Regions from separate parts of the Homo sapiens genome. Here region 1 is linked to region 2. A link is a loop called in an ENCODE intact Hi-C map of the cell type or tissue named here. Cell type or tissue: IMR-90. All regions are shown on one strand. Links, peaks and the distances in the headings refer to the core of each region. The heading gives the core; the rest is flanking DNA. Region 1 holds the start of CPLX4 (complexin 4). Region 2 overlaps LOC107985156 (a long non-coding RNA gene).

What was found. Hi-C counts contacts between places; a loop is a spot of excess contacts. Peaks named below come from ENCODE experiments on the same cell type or tissue, not always from the same donor. Only the 100,000 strongest peaks of a DNase experiment are listed, where the experiment ranks them.
Region 1: a loop joins it to region 2, with 2.0 times the contacts of the local background. A loop is called at or near these places in 16 of 110 quality-filtered maps.

Annotation. Positions count from the first base shown.
Region 1 is chr18:59,313,124-59,324,293 of GRCh38, reverse strand. CPLX4 (complexin 4) reads left to right here and starts at 5,645. Exons shown (of 3, transcript NM_181654.4): 1 at 5,645-5,998. The coding sequence starts at 5,832. In IMR-90, for the core only: no CTCF peak of the experiment used is centred there; no DNase peak of the experiment used is centred there; H3K27me3 peaks cover 957 bases.
Region 2 is chr18:59,375,102-59,388,540 of GRCh38, reverse strand. It overlaps LOC107985156 (a long non-coding RNA gene), which reads left to right. Exons shown (of 9, transcript XR_001753470.1): 8 at 1,757-1,790; 9 at 7,538-8,297. Among named protein-coding and RNA genes, the nearest start is that of LMAN1, 23 kb to the right of the region's middle. RefSeq lists an enhancer at 911-1,907. In IMR-90, for the core only: no CTCF peak of the experiment used is centred there; no DNase peak of the experiment used is centred there; H3K27me3 peaks cover 551 bases.

The DNA of each region.
Region 1 (11,170 bases), core at 3,803-8,802, 64 kb after region 2:
GCAAATCTCTTCCATGAACAGCCTCACAGACACACCAGAAACAATGTTTAACCAGATAATGCTGGCATCCAGTGACCCAGTCAAGTTGGCATGTAAAATTAACCATCATGGGTAGTTTGTGGCCAAATGGAGAAGAATGACTCTCTCCCCGCTGCATGTTACTTTCTGTTAAGAAAATACTAAAGCAGTGATGCATGGGCCCCAGTGTCAGAGTTCTCAGTGAGAATGGCTGTTACTATTTAATTAAAGGTCTATCTCTAGGAAACAGTCCTAATGGGTTCATGAGCCTTGGCCAGGGTGAACCTGAGTGAAAGACACTACAGAATTCCTCAAGCCTCTGGGAACTAAGGCTTTGTAACTGAGGCAAACTTACTGTGTCTGCTCTGGATGAGTCTCTCCTAAGAGCCTCCTTAGTACTTAATGCAAATAGACTTATTGCTAGCCATGCCACGAATGTTACAATTTGCCAAATATACCTGAATTCCAGGCATGAACATAGCTCAGCTCAAACTGGTCAGCCCACTGTGTAAACAGTAAGTTAGAAAATTAATCTTTGGTTCCCAGCCCATCTTCCCCTTCCATGTAGAACCAGCATGGCAATTTACAATCAGATCATGGAAGCCAGCATGTCCTGTTAGAAAATAACAACCACTGAATTGCCTACCAACTCAGCACTCGACCAACATGGAAGTTCTGTGGTAGAGAGGATACGGAATAGAATACAGTTATTACCTCACCAGAAAGTGATGTCTGTGAACTGAAATAGACCAGTCATACAGTGTTGGCAAAAGAAATACTTTAGGGGCTAGGCATGGTGGCTCACACCTGTAATCCCAGCACTTTGGGAAGCCAAGGTGGGAGGATCACTTGAGCCCATGAGTTTGAGACCAGCCTGGGCAACATAGCAAGACTTCATCTCTACAAAAAATAAAAAATTAGCCAGGTGTGATGGTGCATGCCTGTAGTCTCAGCTGTTCAGGAGGCAGAGGCAGGAGGATCGCTTGAGCCCAGGAGGTCAAGGCTATAATGAGCCATGGTTACGCACTCCAGCTTGGGTGACAGAGTGAGACCCTGTCACACACACACACACACACACACACACACACACTCACACACAGATTTTGAAACGTTCGGTATAACACTGCTGAATATTTCTGGAAGACAGAAGAATCAGCCCGGGATACATTTCTTAAAATGGCCACTTTGGGAGACAAAGGATTGAGATGCTTTGAGTCTCCACAGAGTCACAAATGGTCTCACAATCTATCAGATAACAATGGGCCAAGGTAGTACTGAAGAGACTCTTTGGTTCTGTAGCTCAATGAAAACCATACTGTCATGATTGGGGAATTTCTTTGCACAGCTGGTATATAGCCTTGAGTTTGTATCTACAAGAATATTAACCAATCCTATAGAAATGAAAACAAACATGCTACTTGGCCTGGCATTTCAATACAGTTCATTAAATATGTATTAAGCATCTATGATGTACATGACACTCTATTAGGTAAAACACAAACCACTAAAATGTCTCCAGTAGGCAGTTATTAGGATTAGGACTACGTGTTTAATTTCCTTTGTGGTTTCCGTAATGGTCCTTCTATTTCCCAAGACTTTTTCCTCTTTTTATATTACCTCTTTTTTCCCAGTTAAAATAGAGGTTGAAAATTAATCCCAGTGAATCTCATCTTTAGATCATTTCTACACTTAGCCAATTAGCCAAGTGTGGTGACACATGCCTTGGCGCTTGGTGACCTTTTTCTTCTTCAGTTCTGCTGACCTTCATGAGCACAGAGGTTTAGCTGCATGGTTACCCCTGAAATGTTGTGTCACCCGCTAAGAGGATATAACAACTGAGACAGGACAACCTAATCACCATGATTTCCTTGGGGAAGGTCAAAAAAGAAATGATACCACTAGCCGATTTTAATTACAGGAGCAAAATTTAGGTATTTGATGTGAAAAGAAAAATCCCAGGTGAAGGACCAAAATGGATTTATGCTGTTTGAATGTGATCTCTTTCTAAAATTTAATTCCACTAATGGGATTATTGCTTCTTTAGCAAATTCTTTGGGTCAGATACCATCAAAATTTTCAAGTTGAATAGGCCACAACGAATCTGTGTTTACAAAGGTGATCCATTAAATCAGAATGAGGCATGATTTTAAAAAACTATGGCAAGTAGTCTTGATCCTGGGAGCTGGCAAAGAAGGCAGCAACCACTATGAGGTGGATTTGTAAGCACTAAGATGCTACTTCTGTTATTGGTGGAGGGTGTCCAGGTTCTTGGCATTTTGAACAAGGAATTAGACAAAACGCACAAACAAAGCCAGGAAAGAATGAAGCAACAAAAGCAGAGATTTATGGAAAACAAAAGTAGACTCCACAGACTGGAAGCGGCCCCACCATAGGGGCTCAAGAGCCCCTTTGCAGAATTTTCTGGGGTTTAAATACCCTCTAGAGGTTTCCCATTGGTTACTTGGTGCACACCCTATGTAAATGAAGTAGTGGCCTGCAATCAGTCTGATTGGTTGCGGAAAGCAAACAATCAGAGACTGAAGTGAAGTTACAAAGGTTACACCCTATGCAAGTATCTGATTGGTTGTGGAAAGCAACCAATTAGAGGCTGAAGTGAAGTTACAAAGTTACACTCCTATCCAAATGTCTGATTGGCTGCAGAAAGCAGCCAATCAGAGATACTTTGAATTTTCCATCTGCCACGTAGAAAAAGTTGGTGGGGGTGGGGGTGGGGGTCGGGGTGGGGGTGGGGGGCCGGGAGTTGCAAAGGGAGTAAGGAAGTAGCTTCCAGTCCTTTTGTTACTTAGGTGTGGAAAGTTGGGGTTTTCCTTTTAATTTAGTTCTAGGAAGTCAGCATGAATTGGCCTTAGGTTCCCTGCCCCCAGACCCTATTCTCCTGTCTCCCTTTTGCCTGAAGATAACTCTCCAAGTGCCTCCATCATCCGATGTAGTACCTTGATTACTTCCATTGAAAGCGATTTGCTCAAAAATAAGCCATTAGGCCTAGTGGCAATCATTCATTCATTGTTTTCCCCCAAGATTCTTATTGATCACTTACTATGTGCTGAGCATGATTCTCAGAGATGGGGATGCAAAGGTGAACAAAATTGCACTGGTCTCTCTTATGGAGCTTACATTCCAATGGAGTAGATGGAAAGGAAACAACTAAATCAAGGAAAATATACTTTCAGGTAGAGTGCAGTACTATGAAGAAAAATAGAATAGGATAGAGGATTAAAAGGTGGGGTAGTGGAGGCAGGGTATCTTAGGATGGTCAGGGAAGTCCCTCTAAGAAGGTGAATGAGAACAGAAACCTGAATTAAGCAAGGGTGAGCCACCTAGAGATGTGGAAGAGCAATACAGGCCAGGAGGTTCCACAAGGACATAGGTGGGAGCAATCTTGGTTTAAGGGCCAACAAGGACATGAATGTGATTAGAATGAGCAAAGGGAGTGTGGCTGAAGAGGCTGGCAGCTAGGCAGTGGGCAATCTTGCAGCAAGGAGTGGGGATTCTATGCAAGGACAGTAGGGAGCCATGGGATGGGGACACCTAGAGGTCCCATTCATGAATCCAGGGCATTCATTTCCCCTTTCTGAAGGAACGGAAGATTCTACCACCATTTCTACAAGATTCTACAGCCAGGCTTGGTGGCTCACACTTATAATCCCACCACTTTGAGAAACTGAGGCAGGCAGATCACTTGAGGTCAGGAGTTCAAGACCAGCCTGGCCAATATGGCAAAACCCTGTCTCTACCAAAAATACAAAAGCTTAGCCGGGCATGGTGGCGCATGCCTGTAATCCTAGGTACTCGGGAGACTAAGGCAGGAGACTCGCTTGAACCCAGGAGGCGGAGGTTGCAGAGAGCTGAGATCCTGCCACTGCACTACAGCCTGGGCAACACAGTGAGGCTGTCTCCAAAAAAAAAGATCCTACACACCAGCTAGTAGTTCCTGGATGTCCAAGGGCAAAGGTCATTGTAATAAATCAAGGAGTAAAAAGTTTTTTAAGTCGTGACCTCATTCTCAATGGAATTACCTGTTGAGGAAATAATAAGATATTTGATTTCATAAAGCACTCTCAGGAGACCTTCCACGGCGACCCTGCTGAAGCTACCACCGAAGAGTCCCCATAATGCATGACACCCCCTCTTCCTAACCCCCTCCACACAAACATACATTCAGAAAAGGACGGGACAGGGAGAAACTCCTTTACACATGGGTGCTGGAGTTTAGAATTGACACCCTCACCATTAATATTTCCTAATTCCTCATACAATGGAATTTTTAGAATAGATTTTATAATAAATCTAAATAATTACTTATAATAAAATGTAGACCGAACAGACAGAAACACAAGGCTGTGGCTTTTATTTTATGGTTTGAAAAGTTCTATGAGACAACATTAATTAGTAACATTCCTCAGTGGACTGCAATGTAGTTTATTATAAATGGTAATTTAGAGATAATGGTATGAACGTGTTAAGTTCCAAGCAACCCATCTAAAAGAGAAAGTGGAACTCAATATTGATGGGCATTCTCCTCGAAGCCCTGAGTACAGCTTATATTTCACCCTAAATTATCTTTTTTAGCCTTTCATATTGAGACCATTTAAGCAGCATTTTAAAATAGATTACTAAAAGGGAAAGCAGACGATAAAATATATAAAGCAAGCATTTTAGGCAAGAATCCAGATTATGTAATTCTATATGATCAGAGAGATAATCACCTGGTTTCTGAGAGGACTCATGCCTTCAGATAAAATAACAATGGATTACATCTCTTCCTTCCCACCCCACCCTCTTTGGCAGGCTTTAATTAGAAAGATACTAGTGTAGATTGAAGTCTTAGCCATACTCAACTCTTCCCTTGACCTGAAGAAAACCACAGCCATAGAGAATCTGGTGGGATACAAAACATTGTCAGTTTCATCCAAGTACACCAGTGAGCTTAAATAGAGCACCCAGGAGGTGCACTCTTTATGCAAGAGAAAAAAGGTGACCCCTTACATATTGATGATTTGACTCACATAATGGTCTTACCTTCTGGATCAGAGCCTTGAAGTGTCAAGCACATCATTTCCATATAGACAAGTAATATTTCCATGCAGGAGAAGGCTAAGATAATCTTCCAGATGTAAACCAAGGACCTGCTGTCTGGGTCTTTGCATTTGTCAGTTGTGTATTTATGTGCGGGACACAGTAACTATTGAAGCAAACCGAATTCAAGCAAACTAAAAAGCAAATCCTTGCATAGTACTTAAAGTCCAATGAGATAAAATGATGGATCGAAAGGATTATTTTTGCTTAATGAAGCATTCTGGGTTTTGAGTCTCATTGGACTCAGTTTTTCAACAGGATGTTTTGCTCAAGGGCTGGAATTTGGAAATTCCACAACAGCTATATAATCAGTCAGCTCTGATTAATTTAATTGAAACAGGACTCTTGATGAAGCCCTGCTGTGCTTATAATTAAAAATTTAGAAAGGGGTAGATGATGTGGGGATTTCTTTTTCCTGTGAAATTAGCTGAGTGTATTAATTCAGAAGGTAGGCAGTTGCCTCTGATTGTATGCTTCGGTAATCTGAACCATCTGCCTCTATATACTAAGGAGTTCACCACTTTAATCCAGCTTACGGCCGACAAACCACTCTTCTCTATCAGTATGCCCTTGAATAGATGAGGTTGTGCAAAGTCCTTTGCTCTTAAATGTATTGCTGTCATTGAGAATATTTGGAGGTTTTCTCTTGGGTTTGTTTGGATTTTTTTTTTCAGCTTTTGTCTGAATTTTGGTTTTATTTTTCTGGGGCAGAGAAAATGGCTTTCCTTATGAAAAGTATGATAAGTAACCAGGTAAAGAATTTAGGATTTGGTGGTGGGTCTGAAGAAAATAAAGAAGAAGGAGGTGCATCTGATCCTGCAGCAGCTCAAGGGATGACTAGAGAGGAGTATGAGGAGTATCAAAAGCAAATGATTGAGGAGAAGTGAGTACATGCTATTTCATTTCCCTTAAAAAGCAAAGGAAATTCATTCTGGCCATACCTTCTTCAGTTCTCCAGTTTATTTCTCTTTGCTTTTTAAGATGCCTTTCCTTTTGCCGTTTACCTCTAACCCAAGGAAAGGTTGTTCTTCTAAAGTAAACGGTTCCCTAACATCAGCAGCTACTATGTTCTATGTTCTACATGTATGAATGGAAATGAACAATAATAAATGAATCTATATGTTGTTCTTAAAGCAGCTTAACACTTTCTGGTCTAGGCATGTTTTGATTGACCTCAATTTAATTATTTAGATGAAAAGTGGTAGGTTTAACTATCTTTACATTCTTTCTAAACTTCACCCTCTTAGCACGTAGAAAGTCTTCAAATTGTAAGAATTCAGACCTTATACCTAGAAAAGGGCCTAAAATAACATAGAGGGCAGCTTCTTTGATCTTGCATGTGAGAAAAAAAAAAAAAACCCAGGAAGCATAACATGACAATTATGTCATAAGACTTGGCTTATCAAAGACTATGAATGGATTTGTGGACTGTTTAATATGGAAATTCTAAACATACAGAAAAGTAGAATAGTAGGACAAATACCCACATATACCTATGACATAAAATCAACAGCTTACAGTTTGCTACATTTGCTTAAAGATTAAAAAGATAGATGGTAGATAATAGCTTTTAAAGTAAATTACAGATGTCATGTACTTCACCCCCAAATACTTCAGCCACCTTCCTCCAAAAAATAAAGGCATTTTCTTGGCTATATAAAATATAACAAAAATAAAATATAAAATATAAGCAACATTTAATTGGGTATTATAGAATGTGAATATCACCAACAACTTTTCACCACTTGAAGACTGATTCTGAAATAAATGTAATCTCTGTGTAATTTTTAAATGTTTAAGGTAGAATTAAGATTCTTTTAATAATCAGTTAAGAAATGAAACATCAATCTAGAGGTTAAATGTTTATCATATGTTTCAAAAGAAAAGTATTTCTTTTTTGCCACCAGGACTCTTTTGCTAATGATCAATTACATAATAGTTGCCTAAATCCTATCGCTAAGATGATTATAGGTGAAAAGGTTAATGACCTGGAGGAAACAAAGAAAGTACAAAGACTACGTTTAGTGGAAACCTTGTCTATTGTATTTTTCTGAAAGAAATCATGGCTTATAGACTACCTAGAATACATTATGCTTGGTTCTGCAGTAACTTAAAGTTGGTTTTTAAAAAACAGTCAATGCAACTAGCAAAAATGATGGTGCTAAGACTTGGGCAAAAGAAGCAGCATTCCTTGAATATTGGCTGATTTTACCTATGGCATGCAAAAGAACAAAAAGCTTAAAAGCAAAATAAGTACTGTGTAATGAAGGATAGAAGACAAAAATCAGCATCAAACATTCTCAGATCAAGTAGGCTAATGAAAACAGAAATGTAGACTACAGTTGTGAGCATGCAAAATATCACCTAATATGTTCAAGCAGCAGATCCGATTGCAGATAAGGCATCTATTTGATTAACTAATGTCCTAGTTTTCCTTAATTTTATATCTGGACAGATCAAAGCTCAAAATGGCCAAATCATACAGTCAATCAGCAGACTGAGTTGTCAGCTACTCAGCTTTTTGCATATGTGTGTGAGAATATTATATATTTATGTAGTCACTCAATGTAAGAAATAGTGTCAGGACAATGGAGCATTTGGCTTCCCTATGATAAAGAGGGATGACTTTCAGTCCATTGTTTGAGTTTTCAAGAATTTCACCACCTAGAATGCAATATGTAGTAGGCATTAAAAATAATTCATCACAAGATAAACGCAGAGAGAGCTACAAACAGTTTAGTATATATAATAATTAAAATCAATGTTAGCAAATGAAAGCCTCCTAAACCCATCCTCATCATTGTAGGAAGTGGGGAGACTATATGAATTATAAATAAAAAACTATTTAGCAATGCACTCTATTTAATAATGCACATTCATTTTTATTTTCTTTCTGTGTTCAATGTGTGTGTGTGTGTGTGCGCACGCACCACTGGTAACATTAGTACTGAAAGAGGTCTAAACATAAATAGACTATCTGGAAAGGAAATAAAACAATAGTCTGTTTCTCCCGCCATTTTCTCAATTATATTAAAATGCTTCTTTGCCATAGTTATGCTTCAACAGTTTCTACAATATCATTTGTAACTTGACTCTGACCTTTGTTTTATTCAGTAATTGTTTGGACCCCTAGTATGAGCATAGCATTGTGAGGAATGTACTGAAATGGAAGAGATGGGTTTTCTTCTGCAGGAATTTACACTTTACTTGGTGGGGGGAGACTAGCTAGCTGCATGTGACTATAAACAGAGCAACCAGCTTTTCTGCGTGATTTGTAGACTGGCTCTGGAGGACTGGAATGTAACTCTGCGTGGCATTAGTATCAACAAATCGATCAATGGGGTTTATAGTTATTTGATTTTCAACAAAAGCGCCAAAATAATCAGACCAGGAACGGAAAGTCTTTTCAACAAATGGTGCTAAACAACTGAAAAACATTGAACTTTGACCCCTACTTAACACTATACACAAAAATTAATTTGTCATGCATCATACACGTAAACATAAAAGCCAAAATTATAAAGCTTTTAGAAAAAAAAGTAGGAGAATATCTTTGCAACTTGAAAGTAGATGAAGATTTCTGTATCATGACCCAGATTGGCAATGACCATATCAATGACCATAAAATTATTAAATGATAAATTCAACTCTAAGTTAAAAACTTTTATACGTTAAAAGATGCCATTTAGAAAATAAATGGGCAAGCCAGACTGAGAGGATATATTTGGAAAATATATCTGACAAAGGACTGGAATCTAGGAAATATGAAGAACTCCTATAACTCAATAATGAAAGCAAAAACAATGGGCAAAAGATTTGAAGAAATACTTCAGAAAGATAGATACATGGCCAATTAGTACATGAAAATCTTACTGGAAATTACATGAAAAGCTGCTTAATATCATTAGCTGTCTTGGAAATGGAAAAAATTAAAATCACAGTAAAGTAGCACTCCATAAACACCAGTATGGCTAAAATCAAAAAGACAAAAAATGTTAAATATTGGCCAAAATGTGAAACCACTAGAACTCTTGTTTCAATTGTTGAAGCATAAACTAGTATGACCATTTTGGAGAAAGGTCGTGCTGTTTCTTATAAAACTAAATGCATCCCAGTAAGTTACCGTAGAACCCAGCAAATTCCATGCCTAGTTATTTACCCAGTAGAAATTAAAATATATGTCCACAAAAAAATCTAGAACAATATTCTTAGCAGCTTTACTTACTGTCACCCCAAATGGGGAACAATTCAGGTGTTCATTAACAGAAAAATGACTAGACAAATGGTGATTGTATTTGCGCAAACAATAGAATACTTACTACTCAGCAATAAAAAGGAACCAGCTACTAGTACATAAAACAACAAGGTTAAATCTCGAAAGTATTTTATGCTGAGTGAAAGAAGCCTTACACAAAGATGAACTGTATGGTTCCATTTTATGAAGTTCTAGAACAGGCAAAACCAATCTATGGTAGAAAAGGCGTGGTGGTTGCCTCTAGGGCTAGGGGGTAGGCCTTGATCAGGAATGGGGATGGGGGAATTTTCCCAGGTGAGAGTAATGTTTTCTATCTTGAGAGGGTTTTTGGGTTACACAGGTGTGTGCTTTTTGGGGAATCATTGAATGGTGTGCTTCAGAGGTTTGTGCATTGCATTGGATACAAATTTTGCTTCACAAGAAGAAAAGAGAAACTATAAACAAACATGTCACGCTAGTTAATGACATGCATATTGAAGAGTTTGGGGGAAATGTTACTGATTTCTGCAACTTCGAAATGTATCAAAAAAGTAAAATGTGGATAAAGAGAGGAATAGGTGTGATAAAAAAAAAAGTACAGTGAGATGCCAATTGTAGAATCTAGATGGATTTGATATCAAAATTCTTTCAACGTTTCTGTATGTTTGGAAGTTTTTACAGTAAAACATGGGGAGAAAAGGTCTGCTGCTTGTCCATGCCGCAGGTCGCTAATCTCCTGGACAGGTCACTTTATTCGATGTCCCTCTCCAAAACTAGAAGGTTGAACCCGATGTTCTCTCATGCCCGTTCCAGACCTGACATTCTGTGGATGGAAATGAGTTCAGAGAGCACCTGAGCCCAGGGCCTTTGATCAGTTTAAACTGATCATTTGCTGCAGCTCCTTCCTTAACACTCAGTTTTTTTGTATAATGGTTAAGATTATTTACAAACTCGGAGTCAAGACATAGAAACCAGTTTTCACCTGAAAATGAAAACAGGGGATTTGTTTTAAGCAGATAATGCTTTATGCAAAGATAGTTCACCAGATCCACAAGTAGAATTCCCATCAGGCCTCACGTGGGCCTAAACCAGAAAGCAGAAGGCTGTTGAGAGGCCACGAGCACTCTTTCCCTATCTCTTACCATTGCTTCTATCTGGGCATGGCTGCTTTGTTCTTCCTCAGCAGCCAGACTACAAGGTTAGTGGAAAATGACAGCCAATGGCTACCAAGTTCATCTGTTATTTTGACAGCCACACTGCAAGTGTCTGTCATTCTTAGTACCATTCCCAAATTTTCAAAGAGATTTCATTTACGGAGCTTGGTCTAACCCAATATAGCCAGAGGGCAGGGCCATGTATATAAATTCAGCTACCAATAAAGGACTTCTGTGGGCAGCAGGGACGGGTGGTGGTGCTTGTGAGCCTTGCAGACATTCCCAAAGGTGTCTGCTTTTGTCTGAATCATCATTAGCAAGAACGTCCATTTCAAACCAGCAACATCATGAGTTCAATTAGATCATTCACACAGCAGGACCCCAGTCTGACATTCTGGAAACATACCCTGCCTTGTTTGGGGCTACCTCCTTCCAAACTGGGAAGAAAATACCGTACCTAAATTGGGGTCTGGAGAGAGTAACAATGAAGGGAGACAGGTTTATATTATATCCCCCAACAACAACGGTCTTCAAAGAACTGCCTGGTTCTGGACACTGTGGCCCTATTTTAGTTTGCGTAAGAATCACTCGGGGAGCTTGCTAAAAATGTAGCTTCCCCTCCCCTGCACCCAGAGATTCTGATGCAGCAGGGCTAGGATCAGGCCCA
Region 2 (13,439 bases), core at 3,585-8,584:
CACATAACCCATGTGCTGTATCATTTTATATAGAACATAGACATTGCAGCTAGGATAGCAACGCCTGGTGATGTAGACTGTCTTCTTTACATACAAATTGAGGTTGAGCCAATGTAAACACACTTGACCCTCTGGATGTTACAAAAAAAGCAGCTCCACCCTCAAAACTCAAAGTATTGTGTTTCCCCTGCATGCACTAGTGGCTTGGTCCTGCATTTGCCACTAACCGTGATTTTCAGTAACTCCCTTGGGCCCCTCAGCCTCAGCTTTCTCACCGGGCGATTCTTACTATCTGAATCTCACTTCATAGGATTGTTGTCTCAAATGAGAAAATGTGAAGGAAGAATTTTTTCAAGGTTAAATTCCCCAGTGTGCTGTAGCTTTAAAAACGATGATGAATCCTGTGATTTGAGCTCATCGATCTGGTGCTACCCTGGCCAAGGTGTTATGTCAACCACCCACTTGCTCAGTCTGTGCACTTCAGGTTTTCCTGTTCCCCAGAAACTGTGACATGCGTGGTGCCCTTCAAAACTCATGTTAGAAAGCGTGGATAATAAATTATTCAGGGAACAAAGCCCGAGCTCATTGAAAAGCTATTGCTCTGTGGGTAAATACAACCCCACTGTGTATTAAACAAAAATTAAACCCCATTTTCTTTTTTATAGTGAAGTTGCCATCAATTCAAATCCCGAGAACAAGGCCCTGGACACAGTTAATAGTCCGCAGCCTGGCCAGCCCAGGCTTTGAAAGCAGGGAAGCCTTCCTGAAGTGCTGCTTGTGCCCAATTATAACTCACTACTTACCATCTTCATAATTTAAATCTGTCCACCCCTTTGGGGGGGAGACATTTTTGCTAATCAAAGCCATGAATGCACCTTTTTCCTTTTGACAGCATTAAATTAAAGCTAAATGGTCGGTTTTGAATGAGTTACTGTGAATAAAGGCATTAATGAGGTAATTTCATTATGGAGACTCATCCAGGCCTATGTGAAAACAAGGGAAGTAAGTGGAAAGGAAAGCTGCTGAGGAAATTAGGGTTCCTTCCACCCTAATTAATGTTTGGGGGCATTTAGTACAGGCACCAAATTAACTGCTCCAAAGAACTCTCATTGAAAAAAATACATTGTTGCCCTCCCTTGTAATTAGAAGACAGTACAAGGAGAACACTCTGGGAGTATAAAGCCAGCCTTTAACTTATTCGGCTGGCCGCAGAAAACACACCATTATGGGGCTGGAGTTTAAGGAAGCACTAGGCAGACAATATAGGATTGTTTAGGTCCTTGGACTCTGTGAGCTGTAAACAGGTAGCCTCTGAATGAGGAATTATGAGACTCCTGGGAGGCCTGGCTTCCCAGCAAAACAGTCTTAAATGCATCTAAAAGGAAGAAAGAAAGGTGAATAGGCCCAGCGTGGTTCGCAAAAAGAATGCTCAGTGCTTGTCTTAAGTGATTACATGATGTTGCGCCGGCCCCTCTCACTGAGTTATCTTTACACTGCTTTTGTCTCCTCTAATTGGAGCTGATGAGGTGCTAATTGGAGGCCTTTTTAAAAAGCCCACTACTTTAATCATTGGAAAATCGAGGGAGGCTGAGGGAGTGGAGTTAATGAGAGAGGGGGAAGAAGAGAGAAAACTTCATATAGTTAGCTTGACAAAAGTGAAGCTGTGGTTTGTGTGTATCTAGGAGGGGTGAAAGGGAAGGTTTGAGGGGAGAAGAAGGGGAGCTCAAGATGTTTTATTTTAAAAATCTTTCTGCAGCATCTTCAAGGTCAGCTGGAAGAAGAAGAATCTGGTTAGTCTGGCGGTTTCTGTTCTTTAATTCTCACATTAGGCCTGAATTCAGACTAAAGCCTTGATGGTCCAGCCCTCGACTCTCCTTCAAAATTGAAGGAAGAAATGATGTGGAGTCCGGCGTGCCTCCCCGACCCTGTTCCTCTTCTCAGAATGAAAGTTTTTCTTGAACCCTTTGGATGGGTTTTCGCTGCTGCTTCTGGTGGCGGAGAGGACTCTTCATCTCAGAGCTTCCTCTGTGTCACAGGCGGGGAGTGAAGCGTGGTGGTCATGTCTTCAAGGGATATGAACTGGGGGAAAGAAAACAGAATTGACTTACCAACAGTGACTGTGAAGTTGGGTGTGTTCTGGTTTGGGGTTGCTTTTTTGTTTTCCTTCTCCTTTATGCTTTTCTATGCTTTCCAATCTCTAGAATGAGCCTCTATATCATCAGCAAAATAAAATTTTGGCCAGACGCGATGGCTCACGCCTATAATCCCAGCACATTGGGAGGCTGAGGTGGGTGGATCACCTGAGGTCAGGAGTTCAAGACCAGACCGGCCAACATGGCAAAAGCCTGTCTCTACTAAAAATACAAAAATTAGCCAAGCGTAGTGGTGTATGCCTGTAATTCCAGCTACTCGGGAGGCTGAGGCATGAGAATCACTTGAACCAGAGAGGCAGAGGTTGCACTAGTGCAAGACAAGATCCTGCTACTGGCCTCCAGCCTGGGCGACCGAGCAAGACTCCGTCTCAAAAAAATAAAATAAAATTTTAATGTATTTATTCAAGATGACTTTGTTACTTTAAGTAGCAAAGAAATAGAATGGAGTGTGTGGCAGGGAGGAGAGGTATGATGTGGAGAAAGTGGACTTCTAGAAACATCCTCTCAGGGGCACCGAGCCTGGGTTGCCTGCTCTTGCTGTGCAGCAGGACCCGTGGAGTGTCAGGACACCATGGACATTCGGAGAGAAGCATCACACCTGAGGGTTACACAGGCTCCCACTCAACTCTCCATTCCCTGGCCTCGAGAGGATTGATAAAGTATTTCCAGAGTATCTTGGAGGATTTATAAAGTATGCCACGGGATTTCGCACTTTATATATTACCTCATATTGTGTATAATAACCACCACGTCTTGAAGGTTAATTTCCCCATACACTCTAACCCACTTTAGGGCAATGACCCTGCAGTTTGTCTTCCACTCCCACCTAAGTGTCCAAGCTTAAGTTACCTTTTCCATACTGCCCCAATGTAAAATCAAGCCACACGCTGTAGCACATCAGCCAAAGAAAAATGAAATTGACATGACACGGTTGGCCTGTAAATACGAGCATGTGACATGGGCAAAACCTAGTGGGATCGAATTTTATCCTTGGGAAATGGGTTGACACCTGCCAAGTGGTGGGAACAGTGCCTGGCACTCAGTTAGGGGTCAGTAATTTAAAGCTGACACAAGGTGACTGAGAGTGAGAGAGAGAAACCTGGGAAGCAGATAGTCTTAAAAGTCAGAAATGATTGTGCAAGGCAAGAGAGTCAGCATTTGGTTTTGAAAACTGTAAATCTACAGAAGAGTTTTGTGTAGGGTGGATACGTAGAATGAACATGTTGTATGTCATTCAGAGATTGAGAAGGCAGCCTGCCAGCATCTGAGCTCTATCTCAGTAAGTGACACAGCACTCCCCACAGAGAGAAACTTAGGATACTGGCACTAGAAGGAGCATTACAGATGCTCTGGCCCCAGACCACTGTTCTGCAGATTAAGTGATGGGCTCAAAACCATCCAGGTCATGGAGAGTGGCCAAGTCTGCAGCAGATTCTAGGTCTTTGACCTACCAGGCCAGTGCTCTTTTTCTTTTTCTTTTCTTTTTTTTTTTTTTAAACAGACCCGGGCTGGAATACAGTGGCACAATCTTGTCTCACTGCAACCTCCACCTCCAGGGTTCAAGTGATTCTCCTGCCTCAGCCTCCTGAGTAGCTGGGATTACAGGCACCTGCCACCCAGCTAATTTTTATATTTTTAGTAGAGATAGGTTTTTACCATGTGGGCCAGGCTGGTCTCGAACTCCTGACCTCAAGTGATCCTCCCGCCTCGGCCTCCCAAAGTGCTGAGATTATAGACGTGAGCCATGTGCCAGGCCTGTTTTTCCTAATAGCTCACAGACTCACAGGATGAAGAACTTGCCAGCCTCCTCCTCTGAAGTTTCTGAGTATGTTAGATTAGTACAGGAGACCCCATTGTATAGATTCATATATATATATATACACACACACACATACATTTACACACATATATGGACACCTAGACATACACGTCAACCCCAAGTTCAACCTGATTCACTCAGTCACTCCTGCACTCATGCATTTAGCATCCAGGAAATCTTGGGATGCCCACAAAGTACTAAGTCCTGAGCTGATTGCCAGGGATACGAAGGTCAGCAAAACCTGACACAGCCTGTCCTTGTGGAGCTTATTGTCCAGTGCATGGGACAGACATTGCATAAAGATTTTCACAAGGATTGTGTTGATTCCTGATGTTATGTTCAATGCTGTGGAGAAGCACCGAGTAGACGAATACGGTCCTATTTACCGAAGACTCCAGGTGACACTAAGGCAGGTGCTTTGAAAACCCTGAGCTACAATCAGCAGGCAGCAGAACCTCCCCTCCAGCTGCTATGAAAGCAGCTTCTAATGAGTTAATGAGCAGCCTGAGGATGGAGGGCGACAGGGAAGGTGGGGGGAGGCGGAGGGGACACAGTAATCTGCAGAGCATTAGCAGATGCTTCAGCAGGAGGCTGGGGAAGCTATTTGCCAGTTGGCTGCAGCTTCTGAAAGAGCAGGCAGAAGGGTCAATCAATGTGGCCTTCATCAGTTCAGTGACCATATTTTTAAATAATAATAATATTTAAAAAGGACATGTAATCTAACAGTTTTTTTGTTTTACAAATTAATTTGATAAAATAACTTGCACAAACACAAAAATTAAATTGAACTTAGTTATACAATTATTCAATTGGCTCTATTGAAAAAAAAAAAAACTTTTATATGAGGTCTGGGGCACATAGGAGCCAGAAATAAAGATCTCAGCATTTTAGCTTGACAGGGGGATTGGAAGACTATAGAGCCACACCTCTTAATTTAATAAGGAAGAAAGGAAGATCCAGAAAGATATGTGACTTTGTTATAGGTCATGCCAATGGCAAGATTAGAGAATAGGGCTCCTGGTTGATAATTCGGTGCACTTTTTTTTTTTTTTAATAGAGGCAGGCTCTCGCTCTGTTACCTAGGCTGGAGTACAGTGGTGTAATCATAGCTCACTGCAGCCTCAAACATCTGGGCCCAAGCAATCCTCCCACCTCAGCCTCCCAAGTAGCTAGAACTACAAGTGCACACCACCATGCCAAGCTAAGTTTTAAATTTTTTGTAGAGATGGGGTCTAGCTATGTTGCCCAGGCTGGTTGCTCAGTGCACTCTTGAGTGCAGCATGCCACATACTTTGATCCATGTACTGGTCAGCCGCACGCTTACGATACACCCAATTAAATACACGAAAAGCTCCTGCATATTGTTACTAATAAAAGAAATGCAATTTAATACTCAATAATATACCAATCTTCACCCAACTTGGAGAAGTTCAAAAAAGCAAGAAAACTGGCAAGATTACTGGGATTGCATTAACAGGACTCAGGAGGCAACTTGAAGAGGCTTCTACTAGAATGGTTTTGGCATTATCAAGGATAATAATTGGCACGGACTGAAATACATCAAATATGCTAAAATCCATGAGTTCAAAATGACGTCAAACAAACAGAAAAACAATGACAGCCAACAACAAGAAAAATAATGTTATTTTAGGAGGATGCCTGAGAACCAACTCTGTAGTTTAAAACTAGTTTTTTTTTTTTAAGTAAAAGCATTTTCCTGCTTATACTGTACATCAAAGTTAATAAAAATAGTTGATGAGAGGAAATTACTTTTTCTAGAAGCATCCCACTAATAAATGAAGAGGACATGATGGAATTAGAATGTCACCATTTTATCAAACTTAATGAAATAACGAATCTAGGAAATGATGGTCAGTACCTGCTCATAACCAGGCACGATGCGCCTCCTAATGGAAGTTCACATTGCCCTCTGCCTATGAACTATTCTTGCCAAAAATTCCAACTGGGTTGGCCAGCGCTTCTGATGGCTCAGCATTCTCACAAACATGGCCTTTTTCCGGGCCTCTGAGGTTCTCACTTGCTGTTTTGCAATAAACTCCTAACTGATCCTTCAGCATCTCATAGCCCTCCAGCCTCCTCACGTCAAATCACGGGAGTGATCCATGTAAAATGTGTGTCTGTCTGCAGCTCCCAGCTGCTCTAACTGGTCAGGCCCTGCTGTGGGTTGAATTGTGCCCTCCCCAAGAGACACGTTCAAGTCCTAAGCCCTGGTACCTATGAATGTGACCTCATTTGGAATAGGGTCTTTGCAGATATAATCAAGTTAACATGAGCTCATAATGGATTAGGGTGGACCTTAATCAGTGAGTGGTGTCCTTATAAAAAGGAAATTTAGACACAGAAACACAGAAGGAAGATGGCCACGTGCAGACGAAGGCAGACATTGGAGTGATGCAACCACAAGCAAGGAAATGATAGAGATTGCTAGCAAGCACCAGAAGTGAGGGGAGCTACCTTTCTAGCTTATCTGCAGAGGATCCGTCCCTCATACCCTATGTCAGCTCCACCGAGTCAATCACAGTTCCTCAAGGGAGCCAGGCTCTTACGTCTTTCTGACCTTTGTACATATTGCTCCCTTCGCCAATAATCACTGTCATCCTCTCTGCTACTCAGATGCCCCCTGGTCTTTGAAATCTTAGCTTTCCCACTGGACAGAATTAAAGTTTTTATGGGACCCCAAAGAACTTGTGCCCACCTCTTCCTTTATGTTTTCCAAGCAGCATTTTAGTAGATTCCCGCACCAGACATGAGCTCTGCCACAACAGGGAGAACATCTGATTCTTTCCACAATCCCAATGCCCAGCAGAGTAATAATAATATGAATTAATGTTAATAATAATATTAAGCAGCTAATGGAATTGTGTGATTCCTAAGTTCCAAGTACTGTTCTAAGCCTTTTGCATGTATTGCCTCAGTTAATTCGCATAATTCTGAATCATTATTCCCACCTTATAGATGAGAAAACAGAGGCGCAAAAGGTTAAGTGACTTGCCCAGCATCACTTACAGTAAACGTTGGAGGTGTGATTCGAAGCCACTCTAGATTCAGAGGTCATGCTTTTTTTTTTTTTTTCTTTTTTTTGAGACGCAGTCTCGCTCTGTTGCCCAGGCTGGAGTGCAGTGGCGCAATCTCGGCTCACTGCCAGCTCCGCCTCCCAGGTTCATGCCATTCTCCTGCCTCAGCCTCCCGAGTAGCTGAGACCACAGGCGCCCGCCACCACGGCCGGCTAATTTTTTGTATTTTTAGTAGAGACGAGGTTTCACCGTGTTAATCCAGGATGGTCTCGATCTCCCGACCTTATGATCCACCCGCCTCGGCCTCCCAAAGTGCTGGGATTACAGGCGTAAGCCACCGCGCCCGGCAGGTCATGCTTTTGACCACTGCTCTACGGCCTCTCCAGAGGTGAGTAGTGTAGGTGACCAGAAGATTGGATGGGGATAGGGAGTAGGAAGTAGGGCATGAACAAATGAATGAATATGCAATACCTTCTCTTCCTAAGTGTTAATATGTAAATCTAACCAATCCATGGTTCTTTGTTTTTCAGGTTACCAGGTGTAAACCCCAGAGTTGGAAGCACAATTTGAGAATGCAGGTAAGCGACGCTGAATGGAATGGCAAGGGAACCCAGTGGTTTCTGTGTGATCTGTGATTCACCCACGTATGAATCCAGTTACTGAAATTGACCTTTTGTCCACAGTGCTCTCTTCCGGATTCCAGTGGCCATGCTCCTGACTCCTCGATTTTTATCTCTTGCACCTTTTTTCACCTTCCTGCCCTTGACAACTGTTCAGTTCTTCTTTTCAAGCTTGCTGAACTGCATTCTACTTAATTTGGACCTAATTCAGCTTTGTTCATTTTTGTTTGAGTTTTCAACAAGATATTGACTAGGTCTATTAGCCTGGTGTTTTCTCAAAACAATGTATGTGCATTTTAAAGTTTTTAGTATCCAGACCATTACTGAAGTGCTACAAAATTAAGACACCATTAGCAACCACCCACTAACCCCACAATAGCTCTTGGAGAACTACCATTTGGTGTGTTTTTTGCCCTTGCTCTTTATAGTCTTGTTTTGAAAATTATGGTACAATACACATAACACAAAATTTACCATTAGTGACACTTAGTACATTGGCAGTGTTGTGCAACCATCACCACTATCTAGTTTGGGGTTTTCATCACCTCTAAAGGAAACCCTGTACCCATTAGTCAGTCTCTCCATTCTCTCCTCCCCGCTGCCTTTGGCAACCACCATCTGCATTCTGTCTCTATGGATTTGCCTATTTTGAATATTGCATATACACGGAATCATGTAATATGTGGCCTAACATGTCTAGCTTCTTTCACTTAGCATGTTTTCAAGATTTATCCCTGTTGTAGCATGTATCAGTACTTCATTCCTTTTATGGCTGAATAATATCCCATTATATGGATAGACCACATTTGTTTATCCTTTCATCAGTAAATGAACATTTGGGCTGTTTCTACCTTTCGTTTATTGTGTGTAGTGCTGCTCTGAATATTTATGTACAAGTTTTTCTTTGAACATCTGTTTTCAATTCTTTTGGGTATATTCCCAGAAGTGGAAATGTTCTAAGTGAGTAACTATGTTTGCATTATTGAGGAACAGCCAAACTGGTTTCCACAGTGGCTGCTCCACTTTTTATTCCCACCAACAATGTGAAAAGGTTCCAGTTTCTCCACATCCTCACCAACACTTGTTATTTTCCTTCTCAAAAAAAGTATAACCATCCTAGTGGGTGTACCATGCAGTCTTTTTAAAGCATAGATATCATTCTTGAAGTGCTTCTTCAAGTTCACGTACGCATGCAGCATTCAGAGATTTTGTAAAAGTATAGATTCTGCTGCAGCCAGTCTGCGGTGGGATCTGAGATCTTCCCGGGGGTGGTGGTTCTGCTGGTCCACTAGATTTGTGGAGCAGCAGAGATCACATAGAAAGATGATAGCAGCCTTTGCTTGAAACCCTCTGGTCACTTCCCACTGCAGTTAGAATATACTTCAAACCCCTTTCCATGGTTAGCAGGTCCTTGTCAATCCTTCCAGCCTCCTCTGCCTCCATTCTCCCACTTCTGACCACACTCCCTTCATTCTGGGCTTCTCTTCTGCTCCTTGAACATGCCATGTTTTTCCCGCCACTGGGACGTTACATTGTTGTCCCTCTGCCTGGGACTCTCTGCCCCCGATCTTCACTGAGCTGCCTCTTTATCCCTCAAGCTTCAGCTCCAATGTCTTCCCCACCAAAAGGCTTCCCAGAGCCCTCTACCTAAACCACCAAGGTTTCCTGCCTACCAGTCTCTCTATCTCACCTCTCTGGTTTTTGTTTATTTGCTTTTACAGCACTTACCAATATCACAATTTGAAATTTTATTTTTAAAAGCTTGTCCATAGTTTTATTGTCCATCTCTCCCCTCTGGCCCATAAGACACTATGACGCCAAGGCCTTGTTTTTCTCATTCATTGCTCTATCCCTAATGCGAAAACAGTGCTAGGTTCTGTTCATCTAGGTGCACAATAAATGCTTATTCAATGAATGAATGAGTTGATTACAGTTTCAGGACTTCCTCTTGCATGTCCCCATGGTTTTCAGATATGGCCATGTGTATCTAAAATGTCACCCAGAGAATACTATATTGTCAGAATTATAGACATGGAACACCTTCCCAAAGACTTCCAGACCATTGAAACAGCCATCAGACAAACTGCCACAGTTTAACTCAGCCTACCAATTGGCTTCTTCATTGTCTGCTTCCACATCTACTTTTCCCACCAGGTTTTTTGTATCTGTTTATAATTACTCTGAGAAAGGAAAATATGATGTCCCTTCTCCCCGTGCTGGTTCTGTTTTCCTTTGTAAGCACACAGAACTGTGTGAACATCTCAGATGAGCATCATAGAGTTTTTCTCATAAGCCCATCTAATAAGCAGCAGATTTCCCTGACTTCTTGCGTCTTCATTATATAAGGAGGTATTTTCCATTTCCCTTGGTGGAGTCTGTATCTCATTTTCACTTTTTACCTTTGGGCTTGAAAACTCTAAATTTCTTTGAGGTTTGTTTGGGACTCTGCCCTGCCTCTTGCTCATCTGTCTTATTTGGGTTTCAACTCACCAGAGCATTTTGAGCTTTATTCTATCAGATAGATTTCCTTTTGTCTTTTCCACTTTTTGTTGACGTTGGGTGTTTATTTCTTTATCATTAATATAGTTTCCTACATAATCATCCATAGATCCAAATAGGTCCCTTCAGCCTTTATACTTCTATTCCAGAGAATTTTAAGATGAGTCCCCTACAACTGTGAAAGCAGTCCTTTCCCCATTTAGTTTCAGATTTAAAGTGAATCATCTCTTTCCATTCCCTGTGGTCTAAATCTGATCAGTTTAGCATCACTTGCCTTCCTTACACCCTCAAATCTGTCCTGATGGAAGAATTAGCTCAAAAGGGCATGCACCTCATCAGATGCTGAAAACACACCACACTGGTCTTATTTTCCTGGGTAAGAAATCATAGTCAGTCTTTGCCAAAATGTCTTTGCTTTTTATCCTTTTCTGCCTTAACCCAGAAGTTCAATCCTCTCTGCTTTCACTTGTTTCTTGAGTTGGTGATTATGGGCAGCCATACATTGGCCTTGGCGATAAATCATTCCGGCTCCTCTTTCTTGTTGCTCGATATCCAGGAATGTACTGTACCAGATGAATGTCCAGCTGCTTAGACGTCACTCTTATTTATTGCACTTTCATGCTGGCTTCTCTGCATCCTTCAGTAGTCTATGAGCTCCTTCTGGCAGACACTGTATTTTATTGATCTTTATTTCTCCAGCAGCTAGCATAGTGCTCACCTCACAATAGATTCTTAGTAAATATTTAGAGACTGCTGAATGAATATCCCATGATCCCTTACCTTACAAGCCGAGAGACACAATACCCAGGTACACAAGACTCTTAATGAACATGGAAAGAGAACATACAGGTAAGTGTGCAGTGTGGTTCAGTAAGTGTTCAAAGACAGGAAATAAATAAGAGCTCGTAGAGTTTTAGAAGGCTTTGTAGAGAATGTAAGACCTAAATTTGACCATTAGAAAAAAGAGAGCAGCATTGAGGAAGTGACGAGGGCGCTTAAATTTTCCACTCTGTCCCTCTCAAGTTTTCTCATGGGAATGCCTTTGTTTTTCTTTTCCTCTTATCATAGCATCTCCGTCACTGGGTCACCTGCAGTCTTCTCTTCCACCTTTACCAACCTGGTCTAAAAATCCTCTTATAGTGCTTCTCTGTGCAACCCTATCTTATTTTTTAGCCCAGCATGGAGTATCAAGGGCTCTGATGGACAATACAAGTTTTGTCTCCTCTTCCGAAACTCCCTTGGGCCACTCTCACAGCCTAGTGTACTAACTGAGGCTGCCCCTCAGGAAAAACCAGGTTGTGGGGTAATTAGGTCATAGGAAACACTGAAACCAGAAGATTCAGCTGGAGACTAGGCTAAAATTCATAAATACAGATTGGCCTGGCTTGAACTCACAATAGGCTAATTTTAGATCTGTGGATTTGGTCTAGCAGAACAGTGACAATTATATCCTTTCTCTAAACGTTTTGCCTCCACTGGCTTTGGAAGCATTTCTTTTCTATCACTGAGTCATTCAATAGCCATATAATTGTTATGTCCATTTCCCTGGCTCTAACAGGTTTGGGAGCCAGTTACCTTTCCCAGTTCATTAACCGACTGGCCTTCGCATTAACAGCCCCTCCATCGGGGGTTGCCTTGGAGACAAAGCTTCCTGTGGGTAATCCAAGATTATCTAGCTCTTTGTCCTACATGTGACCCTTAATTACTTGCTAAATTAGAATGGTTTTCTGAAAATCACAAGCGGAGGTTAATATGTTCTTCCAGAGCTGGTCAAGCTAAGATGACACTGAATTCACAGGGAATTCAAGTTACATGATCCCTGAAGGCGTCTCTTTGAGTAAGAAGATGAACTCTCCCCCTGGGAGGCACTGCCCCCCCATAAAGCCCCTGTCACTCACTGTCCCTCCGCCTGCTTTTCTAGTTGTGGTTTAATCTTCTCAGGACGATTCACTATGTCAATATTGAGCAGATTCATTCTGGTGCAGGATCCTGTATCCATTTGTCTTTGATAACTAGTTGCTTTAAATTTGAGTACATATTTATATCATAATTGCAGGTTTTTACTCTTTATTTACACAATTACAAGGCTTCATGTACCCATGTGGGACAGGCAAGGGAACTGAAGAAGCTATTAAAATACAGAAAGTAAACACTTTGGGTAAAAGAGTTTGAGCACTAGAGTGTCCTTCCTAACATTTGATAGGCCTCAAAGGGAGATTAGTAGAAAGGGGAACTCTTAGAATGCCCTTAATGAGCTGCCTCTTCAAATGCTTTTTGGAAGTAAGTTCTATATAAGTAATGCAGATATTGAATGAGAATTTCATTAGCAATCATAAATGTAGCTTTACTTAAGATGTTTAGTTATCTAGACTATAATGAAGCTACTGAGTAGAGTTCCAGAAGTTAAAAAAGAAAAAAACAGCAACAACAAAAAAAAACACTGTCTTAAAATTTAAAATATTATGGACAGATCTCAACATTAAAGTATCAAACTAATAATGGTATGTAGCCTGGAATCTCACAGGGATCCTTCCAAAAAGTGTTTAGGAAACCAAACTGAATGGGCTCGTGTTAGAAATAAACATAATCGGTGATTTAACACCTCAAATCATTCACTCAGATTTCCGAAGGAGTCGTTGGCAGATTGCTACAAACCTATTCAATCCAGAGGCTTGACTGAGTACGTATAAAGCTTTGAGTGTTTGTGGTTATATTCAACTGTGTGCCACCTTTAGAAATATTTAAGCATCTATGGTGTATAAGGTGTCATATAGCCCCCATTTTGTTGACCTGTAGTCATCTAAGTAGAAATTAGCAGAGAAGTCCTATGAAAATCACTTTATGACATTTGGTCACATCTATCATTACATATGTGTAGCACCAGAAAATTGACTCTGCCTGTAACATACTTAAATTAGCATCAGAGTACATTTCTTTTAGAGGAAATTTTGGTAAATCCTAGAGTGGTTACCGAGGAAAACTGAGATTGTCTTTGATATTGTTTTAAAGTAGTTTCATTCAGCATTTTCTGAAGTATGATTCTGAAGATAAAAGTCCTGCAGCATGTTAATAAGTGTTACACAAAAAGGATTCTGTGATTAAATAAACTAGGGGAAATGTTGTATTAAAACGAAGTTACTTTTTTAAAAATTTAATTAATTGTTACCACTGAAGAATTTCCAGGAGCTTTTAACACTTAAACGTGCACTATGAAAATTCAAGTCTCCTAAATGTATTTACTTACATAATTTCCGTTCTCATAGTACCCCATAGCATCTCCTGGAAGCAGCGAGTTCTAAGCAGCACACTCTGG